Regions from separate parts of the Homo sapiens genome. Here region 2 is linked to region 1. Evidence: chromatin loops called from intact Hi-C (ENCODE). Cell type or tissue: PC-3. All regions are shown on one strand. Links, peaks and the distances in the headings refer to the core of each region. The heading gives the core; the rest is flanking DNA.

What was found. A loop is a pair of places that touch in the nucleus more often than their neighbours do. Peaks named below come from ENCODE experiments on the same cell type or tissue, not always from the same donor. Only the 100,000 strongest peaks of a DNase experiment are listed, where the experiment ranks them.
Region 2: it touches region 1 in a loop (6-fold over the local background); 9 of 110 quality-filtered maps call a loop at or near these places.

The regions. Positions count from the first base shown.
Region 1 is chr7:22,348,333-22,352,730 of GRCh38, forward strand. All of the region lies in intron 1 of RAPGEF5 (Rap guanine nucleotide exchange factor 5), which reads right to left. Among named protein-coding and RNA genes, the nearest start is that of RAPGEF5, 6.6 kb to the right of the region's middle. RefSeq lists a silencer at 2,520-2,649 and enhancers at 3,440-3,549, 3,840-3,889. In PC-3, for the core only: no CTCF peak of the experiment used is centred there; DNase peaks (open chromatin) are centred at 229 and 2,639; H3K4me3 peaks cover 665 bases; H3K27ac peaks cover 1,560 bases.
Region 2 is chr7:22,482,583-22,486,980 of GRCh38, forward strand. The region is part of intron 4 of STEAP1B (STEAP family member 1B); the gene reads right to left. Among named protein-coding and RNA genes, the nearest start is that of STEAP1B, 15 kb to the right of the region's middle. In PC-3, for the core only: no CTCF peak of the experiment used is centred there; no DNase peak of the experiment used is centred there.

The sequences.
Region 1 (4,398 bases), core at 168-4,167:
CAATGATTTTATTCTATTGTAAATAGGTTCAGTTACTTTGACAGGTATGTGTACTTCCAACTTCCTAATCTCAAGTTGCTTAAATATCAAGCATGTTACCATCAGAAACATAAATCCTGGGTTACAAGGAACTCATTCTACCTCTTCCAGTTTTTCATACAGGCCAGAAAAGGAGCTTGCATGCCTTATAAATCTCCAAGTAGATGTGTACTATGGAGCTGAGAAAACAATGACTTCTAGGATGAGTCATCCCAAACCTTCATGTTTCTTGTCCAATGGCTGGTATTGCTGGGAGATGGCTGACAGCTACTCTGCTCAAGCCATGGCCAAAGCTTCTGAGTAAAGACTGATCCCTTCTCATGAAGACAGAGGGTACATTGGTGGTTACCAGAGGCCAGGAAGGGTAGTGGAGAGGAGGGGATGAAGAGAGTTTGATTAACAGGTACAAATATACACTTAGATATAAGTGATGGATTGGGTACGGTGGCTCACGCCTGTAATCCCAAAACTTTTGGAGGGCAAGGCATGCGGATCACTTGAGGCCAGGAGTTTGAGACCAGCCTGGCCAACGTGGCAAAACCCCATCTCTACTAAAAATACAAAAATTAGCCAGGTGTGGTGGCACATGCCTGTAATCCCAGGTACTTGGGAGGGAGGCTGAGGCACAAGAATCGCTTGAACCCAGAGGTGGACGTTGCATGAGCCAAAATGGTGCCACCGTACTCCAGGCTGGGTGAAAGAGCAAGACTCTGCCTAAAAGAAAAAAAAAAAAAAAAGCAATAAGACCCAGTGTTCCACAGATCAGTAGGGGCCAAGAACAGTGGCTCACACCTGTAATCCCAGCACTTTGGGAGGCTGAGGCAGGCGGATCACTTGAGGTCAGGAGTTCAAGACCAGCCTGGCCAACGTGGTGAAACCCTGTCTCTACTAAAAATACAAAAATTAGCCAGGCATGGTAGTGGATGCCTGTAATCCCAGCTACTCAGGAGGCTGAGGCAGGAGAACCACTTGAACCCAAGAGGTAGAGGTTGCAGTGGGCTGAGATCCCACCAATACATTCCAACCTGGGCGATAGAGTGAGACTCCATCCAAAAAAAAAAAAAAAAAAAAGGGTGACTATAATTTAACATTAATTGATTGTGCATTTCATTTCAAAGTAGCTTCAAGAGAATAATTTAAATGTTCCTAAAGAAAAGAAAAATATTTAAGGTGATCAATATCCCAATTACCCTTGATTATATTAATGTATCAAATTATCACATGTACCCTGAAAATATGTATCAATAAAAATAAATAAATGACTGATCCTGGAAGCCATTACTGAAGAGAGTGGAAAGAGAATGAGTTGTGCTTTACACTAAGACTTGAAATGTTTCCTGCATCCATTGTTTCAATATACCATATGTTGTTATCCTTTCAAAGTTTTAGACACGATATTGCAGACAGGCTACAGTCTTTGAAATCAGGTAGTTCTGGGCTCCATTCTTTCTCTGCTATTTCCTACATGGTTAGCCATGGGAAAGCTTTTAACCTCTCTGGATTGTAATTTCCTCATAGGTGAAAATACCTCTTCCCTTCAGGGGACTCTGGAGGTTTCAATCTGAAGAAGACCTACCACAGTGGCATCTGTGGATTTTCCCTTGTCCGTACCCATTAACGAATGATTTACCATAATAATGATTTGCCACAACAAATTAAGTCATTGATTTTTACTATTTTATCTTCATATAAAATCTTATGATCTCTCAAAAAGTACTTCCAGATCATATATCATTACTGGAATTATCTATACTCCTAACAAAGATTGTTATGCAGTATTGAGGCAAAAAAAAATCACAAGCGCTCAAAGTCACTACCAATGACTTATTTCCTACCTTTCCATCTATTGCTAGCTACACAAGTTGCCAATTACTGCCACATCAACTTAAGAGAAAGTGCAAGTATGAAATGAAGCCTATTTGTTATGGTATCAGTATTTAGACGCTACCTAAAATACTCACTATATGTTGGGATATCATGTGCTTTTAAAAAATAGAATCCAACATTGCATATGAAAGCAAAAATGTTTGTGTCTAGATTTCTATAAATATGTCCATGAAAGTCCTTTTGCATAGAGTAAGCATCCTGCCAGGGACATAACTATTTAAGTTCCAATGTACCCAACACTTTATATTCTATTCATGGAAAAACCTGATCCACTGTGTATGTCATTACAGAGGAAGACACTGAGGCTCAGAATGCTCAGAGAATAACTAATGCAAAGATAATAAGTGATAGCACTGGGATTCAAACCCACTCTGAAGCCACAGCCTGTGTCTTTTCCTGGGATCTAATTATGTCACCAAAGTGTGGGGGTTGGGAGGGAAAGGAAGAAATAAGTAAATAAAATATTAACTTGCCATTGAGTTCCTTTGCTAGAATTCACACGAAATTAAATGAATCTACAGTTTCTTTTCCTTCTTCCCAAATAAATATTTTTGAAGTTGGCATCCACAGAGCTTTATTTTATCTGTAGCCATAGCTAACACAGTTTTACACCAAGGATCAGGATAGTAGTTTGTCAGCAAGCAGAGGCAGTGAAGTCAATATTTCTCAAATAAGTTCACTATGTGTCCCTCATATCTGATCTGACTCACCCTTCCTGGCAGATGCATGCCTCTCTTAATGGCCTTTATCTTCTGGCTGCCATAAGCAGATGAGAACAAAGTAAGCTGGGTGAATTCACAAGGTTTTTGGATTGACCTTGATCAAGTGAGCATGGCTGATTTTGCTTATGACACATGGATGCTGTTTTGTTTTGTATTTTAGTTGTTTGTTTGTTTGTTTGTTTTTTGTAGCAACATGGTCTTGCTTTGTTGCCCAGGCTGATCTTGAGCTATTTTTAATTTAAGTAAACATTAGTTACCTTTCGCCTATAACCACAATGCTTCTCCCCACTTCCCCTAAACCCAATATGTCAATAATAAGCTTCTGTGTGCCCAAATAAAAGTGAAAAGTCTGACATTATTAATGGCATTTATTTACCTCTCTCAGAGTGGTAAGATAATATCAGCAGGTACTATAAGGCTATCACAGTTTAGAGTAAATAGACCCTTTGCCCTCTCAATGCATTTGAGGAAAACTAAAGTTAATTCAGAGCATGGACTTGGCTCTACGGAAACAGGATACATAGATGCAAACCTCCCTTCTGGCACACACTCTGTAACCTCGGGCAAATTACACCTGTGTTTCAGTTTCTTCATCTGTGGAATGCAAATAGCAGCATCTAACTCATAGGCTCATAGGCTTGTAGTGAGAGTTGAAGTTTATATCAGAATATGCATGGTACATAATTAAGTGCTATGATGTTAGCCATTGATTTCAATTTAAACACAAAGAATAAATGACATGCTTTGCCTGTAAAATAGGTGCCTAAAACGGCGATACATTGGGCATACTGGTATATAATTTGGATCGGTTTCTATTTCTCAATCAATAAAGTCAAGTTTCTAGCAGAGGAGGGTATTGAGTCAGAGCTAAAGCACTCCAGCTTGTACAAAGGGAAAGGGATACTTTGTTCCTTTTTGAGACGGAATCATCTGGGCAAAGAAAAAGAGAGAACTTCATTCAGAGGGCTACCAGCTGTTCTTCCCAGTTTCTCAATTTTGAAGAGCACAGGCCATAAGAACCCTGGCTAGTGAAGGGTGGTTAAAGAGAATTAGGCCCTTCTGATGACCAATCCAAAAGCTGGGAATCACTGAAGGTCTTTGGTGAGCAATTTGGCACAACTGGTGAATCATTCTGGCTGCTGTAAATGAAACAGATACCAAGACGTTGAAGACAGTGGCAGAGGCTGCAGAAAACATCACAGCAGCCAAAGCCCAAAATAAGTCAGTCCCAGCATTTTGACAGTATATACAGAAAAAGGGAATAGCTGTTATCAGTTCTTTTATTAGGGGGAAAATATCAGTCTTAGAAACAACCTGATGAGAAAGACTTAAAAAGATACAAAAAAGTAAGGTAGGAGGCTTAAGACCAAGGGAAAAATAATGCAACCACTAAGAAAGGTAAAAGATGGGGAAATGAACGATTGTCAGTTTAAAAAAAAAAAATTCATCAATGCTCCTTGGGAAAATGGCTGATTTCAGGGTTTCAGGTCGGGAGCAGCAGACTATGGACAAGATGCACTTAGAATATCTTGCGTCAGAAAAGTAAGAAAGGTATTTGAGTTTACTGGCCATTTAAAAAGTATACAGGAGACAAAGATAAACCAAGCACCAAAAAGGATATTGACTGAAGTGACAGAAACAAATACATTAAGATTCATAAGTTCTTAATGACACTTAAAAAAGAAAAACTCACTGGTTCTCACTGGAGATTGTTAAAGCACCAAATCATTACTCTGATAGTTGGTAAAAG
Region 2 (4,398 bases), core at 255-4,254, 130 kb after region 1:
GTTCTGTATTCCTGTGCCATTCAGTCACTGGCCAATCTGCCCCCCAGGCACATAGGGGGAGGCAGATGCTGTTCATGGGCAAAGGAAGTGAGTGGATCCCATTTGGCCAAGGGCAATTCTCCAGAGAATGAGAGCAGCTGGAAGCTGCAGACAGCCAATATTCAATCAGAGTGGGGCCTCTCTGGGGTCAGCTCTGACAGTTGTGGATGCTGTCATCCACAACCTCTCCCCACCCTACACACACTCCTACTAGCAATCCTCAGGCCTTTCATAAGTCAACAGCAGTTTATGAGTGGCTTTGAACTGGGGAGACATCCCTGGATCTTGTCTCAGGTCCCTGGGAATAGATTTGTAAGTAGGGCTTCCAAAAATAAAATGAGGTGCACCTTGTCCATTGACTGCCAGATCTGTGCCGCCAGCACATCATCCCACCAACTTTGGTTTGCTCTGGGTATTTCTGAGAGCTGGATGGGGCATTTTCTTTCCATGCTTCTAGGACAGTCTTTGTTTCACCAGGATGGAAAAGGGGTAGGGAGAGAAGTTTTGGCCCACGTCACCTTCTTCCAAGCAGAACAAACTGTCTAGGAAAAAATGTCAACCGACTCTATACCTCACACTGAGGATACAGGACAAAATTAACCCTACTCATTCTGTCATCTGGGAGAAAAAGTCACCTTAGAAAAGAAAAAAAAAATCGCCAGTGTTTTGTTTTGCTATGTTTAACAGATCGTTATTCCACATATGGATGAGGGGTACAGGCATACGTTCATTTTTACTCAGATTACAAAAACAGGAAACGTGGAAGTTGCCTATGGGCATGACTCAAGGGGCACTGAGCTGGCCTTTCTGTCCCCAACACAGGCATTCCTCGTTTTCTGCTACAAGTATTGCATTTTGTTTTTGGTTTTGTTTTTTTAACAAATTGGATGTTTGTGGCAAGCCTCTGTCAAGCAAGTCTATTAGTGTCATTTTCTCAACAACATGTGCTCACTTCATGTCTTGTCGCATTTTGGTGATTCAATATTTCAAAATTTTTCATTATCATTATTGTATCTGTGATGGTGATCTGTCATCAGTGATCTTTGATGTTACTACCGTAATTGTTTTGGGATACCACAACTCTGCCTTTCACTTAAAGGCTGAGAGGCTATTTAGGGTTACTAACTGGCCTAATTTCAGTGTTGGATCTTGGAATAGGGAGAGGCAGAGAGACACGAAATGGCTGGTCGGTGGAGCAGTCAGAACAAACATTTATTAAGTTCACTGTCTCATACAGGTGTGATTCATGGTGTCCCCAGTTACAATAGTAACAAAGATCACTCAAAGTTTGTTAGAAGATCAAACTAGCCACTACATTCTCTTAAGCCAAAGCCTAATCCAGAGCAAGGCCCTAAAGTTCTTCAGGTCTGTGAAAGCTGAGAGAGGTGAGGAAGCTGCAGAAAAGCTGGCAGCTACCAGGTTGGTTCATGAGGTTTAACAAAAAATGCCATCTCCATAACGTAGAAGTGCAAGGTGAAGCAGCAAGTACTGATGGAGAAGCTGTAGTGAGTTACTCAGAATATCTAGCTAGGATCATTGAAGCAGGTGGCTACACTAAGCAGAATTTCAATGTAGACAAAAATAGCCCTCTTGGAAGATGCCATCTAGGAGAAGTTCATGCCTGCCTCCAAAGCTACAAAGGACAGGCTGATTCTTGTTAGGGGTTAATGCAGCTGGTGACTGTAAGTGGAAGCGAATGCACATTTATCATTCTGAAAATCCTGGGGTCCTTCAGAATTATGCTAAATCTACTCAGCCTGTGCTCTAGACATGGCACAAAACCTGGATGACAACACATCTGTTTACAGCATGATTTACTGCACATTTTAAGCCCACTGTTGAGACCTACTGCTCATAATAAAGATGTCTTTCAAAATATTACCCTCATTGACAATGCACCTGGTCACCCAAGAGCTCAGATGGAGATGCAAGGAGACGAATGTTTTGTTTTGTTTTGTTTTTCACACCTGCTAATACCATATTCATTCTGCAGCCCATAAATCAAGGAGTCATTTCAACTTTCAAGTCTTATTTTTTGAAGTATATTTTATAAGGCCAGAGATGCCATAGGTAATGATTCCTCTTAATGGATCTGGGCAAAGTCAATTGAGAATCTTCTGGAAAGATTTACCATTTTAGATGCCATTAAAAATATTTGTGATTTGTGGAAAGAAATCAACATTATCAACATTCATAGGAGTTTAGAAGAAGTTGATTCCAGTCCTCATGGATGACTTTGAGGGGTTCAAGACTTCAGTGGAAAAAGTCAATGCAGATGTATAGAAATAGCAGCAAGAGAACTGGAATTCTGAGTACAGCCTGAAGCTGTGACTGAGTTGCTGCAATTTCATGATAAAACTTGAACAAGTGAGGAGTTGCTTTTCATAGATGATCAAAGAAAGTGGTTTCTTGAGATGAAATCTATTCCTGGAGAAGACGCTGTGAAGATTGTTACAATGACAAAAGATTTAGAATATCACATAAACTTAGCTGATGAAGCAGTAGCAGGATCTGAGAGGATTGATTCCAATTCTTAAAGAAATTCTACTGTGGGTAAAATGCCATCAAACAGCATCACATGCCACAGAGAAATCTTTCCTGAAAGGAAGAGCCCATTGATGTGGCAAACTTCATTACTGTCTTATTTTAAGAAATTGCCACAGCCACCTAGCCTTTAGCAACCTCCACCCTAATCAGTCAGCAGCCATCAACATTGAAGCAAGACCTCCACCAGCAAAAAGATGACTCACTGAAAGCTCAGATGATTATCAGCATTTTTTTAGCAATAAAGTATTTTAAATTAAGATATGTACATTTTTTAGACATGATGTTATTGTACACTTAATAGACTATAGTGTAGTATGAACAACTTTTTTATTTTTTTAGAGATAGGTTCTCACTCTGTTGCTAAGGCTAGAGTGCAGTGGCATGATCATAGCTCACTGCAGCCTCAAACTCCTGACTTCAAATGATTCTCTCACCTTGGCCTCCCAAATAGCTAAATATAACTTTTATATGCACTGGGAAACAAAAAAATCATGCAACTCACTTTATTCCAATAGCCTGGAAACAAACTAGCAATATGTCCAAGGTATGCCTGTATATTTCTCTACATAGTTTGCGTGAAATTCCACCATGAGAAATTCCTTCAAGTCAGTGATTCTGAACTGGAGATGAGTCTGCCTCTGGCTTCCCCTTGTTAAAATAGATTGCTGAGCCCAACCCAGAGTTTGATTCAAGAGGAACCCAAGAACTGTATTTCTAACAGGTTTCCAGAGGATGCTGATGCTGCTGGTTTGGGGACTCCACTTTAAGAACCACCGGTTAAGAGGCCTGAATGAGATAATACACGTACACAGCTATTAGTATACTGCCTGGCATACGTAAGCCTGCCACACTCAGTGGTTCTCAAACTCGGTTGCACATTAAGATTACCTGGAGAGCTTATAAAAATCCCAGTGCCCATTCTGCACCTCAGACCAATTACAGCAGAATCCCAGGGGCAAGGGCACACATCGTTGCTTTTTGAAGCTCCCCAGGTGATTTCATTGTACAGTCATGGCTTAGAGGCACTGCCTTAGAGGTGGTTTAGAGAGAAAGTCGCTTGCGTTCACAGAACACTAATTTCTAACAGCCGCTGAAGGAAACTGACTAGAAAGGACCAGACATCCCATTGGCACTGTGGAGTATAGTTCTGTGTCTGGAAGGCCAAATAAACCTGCCTGGCCTTTCATGAAAGGACCAAAGCCAGAGGCAGAATACAGTTTAAGAGAGTTATTGCAAACAAGGCCCTGAGGCCTTTGCTTCTACTTCATCCTCCTTTGCACCTCCTCTGAACCAGCCTGGCTTTGTCGCCTTAAACTTCCTCCTATGCCAACCCTCTCAGAGGGATTCCTAAATGCTCCCTTCTCCAGGCCTCACCCACTCACTTTTCTGCAGTCTACAGCTTGATTCTTCCCTCCTGAAGTGATACTTGTTTTCAGAAAAGCCCCTCTGGTCCTGACCAGTTCTCATCTTCTCCTGTGCCTGTCCCTCTACCTCAGGCAATCTCCACATCCCTTCCTGCCCACCTTTCACCCTGCCAAGGGGTCATCCTGCTAAACCACATGTCAACTGCCCTCACTCCCTCTCAGGCAAGTCCTTCAGGGGCTCCCTCCCTTCCTTTCTAGCCACACTGGCCACTAGCCCTTCCTGGTGGATCCTGTTTCAGGGCCTTCACTCAGGCTGCCCTGGGGATGATGACATCCCACACTCTCGGACTCCTGGCTCAGCCTTCTCAGCTCACTCAGTGCTTTCCCCAGGAAGGTGTCCGTAAAGCTGTACTCCCCACCCTAAAGGCCAGGGTATGATGAAGGCTGT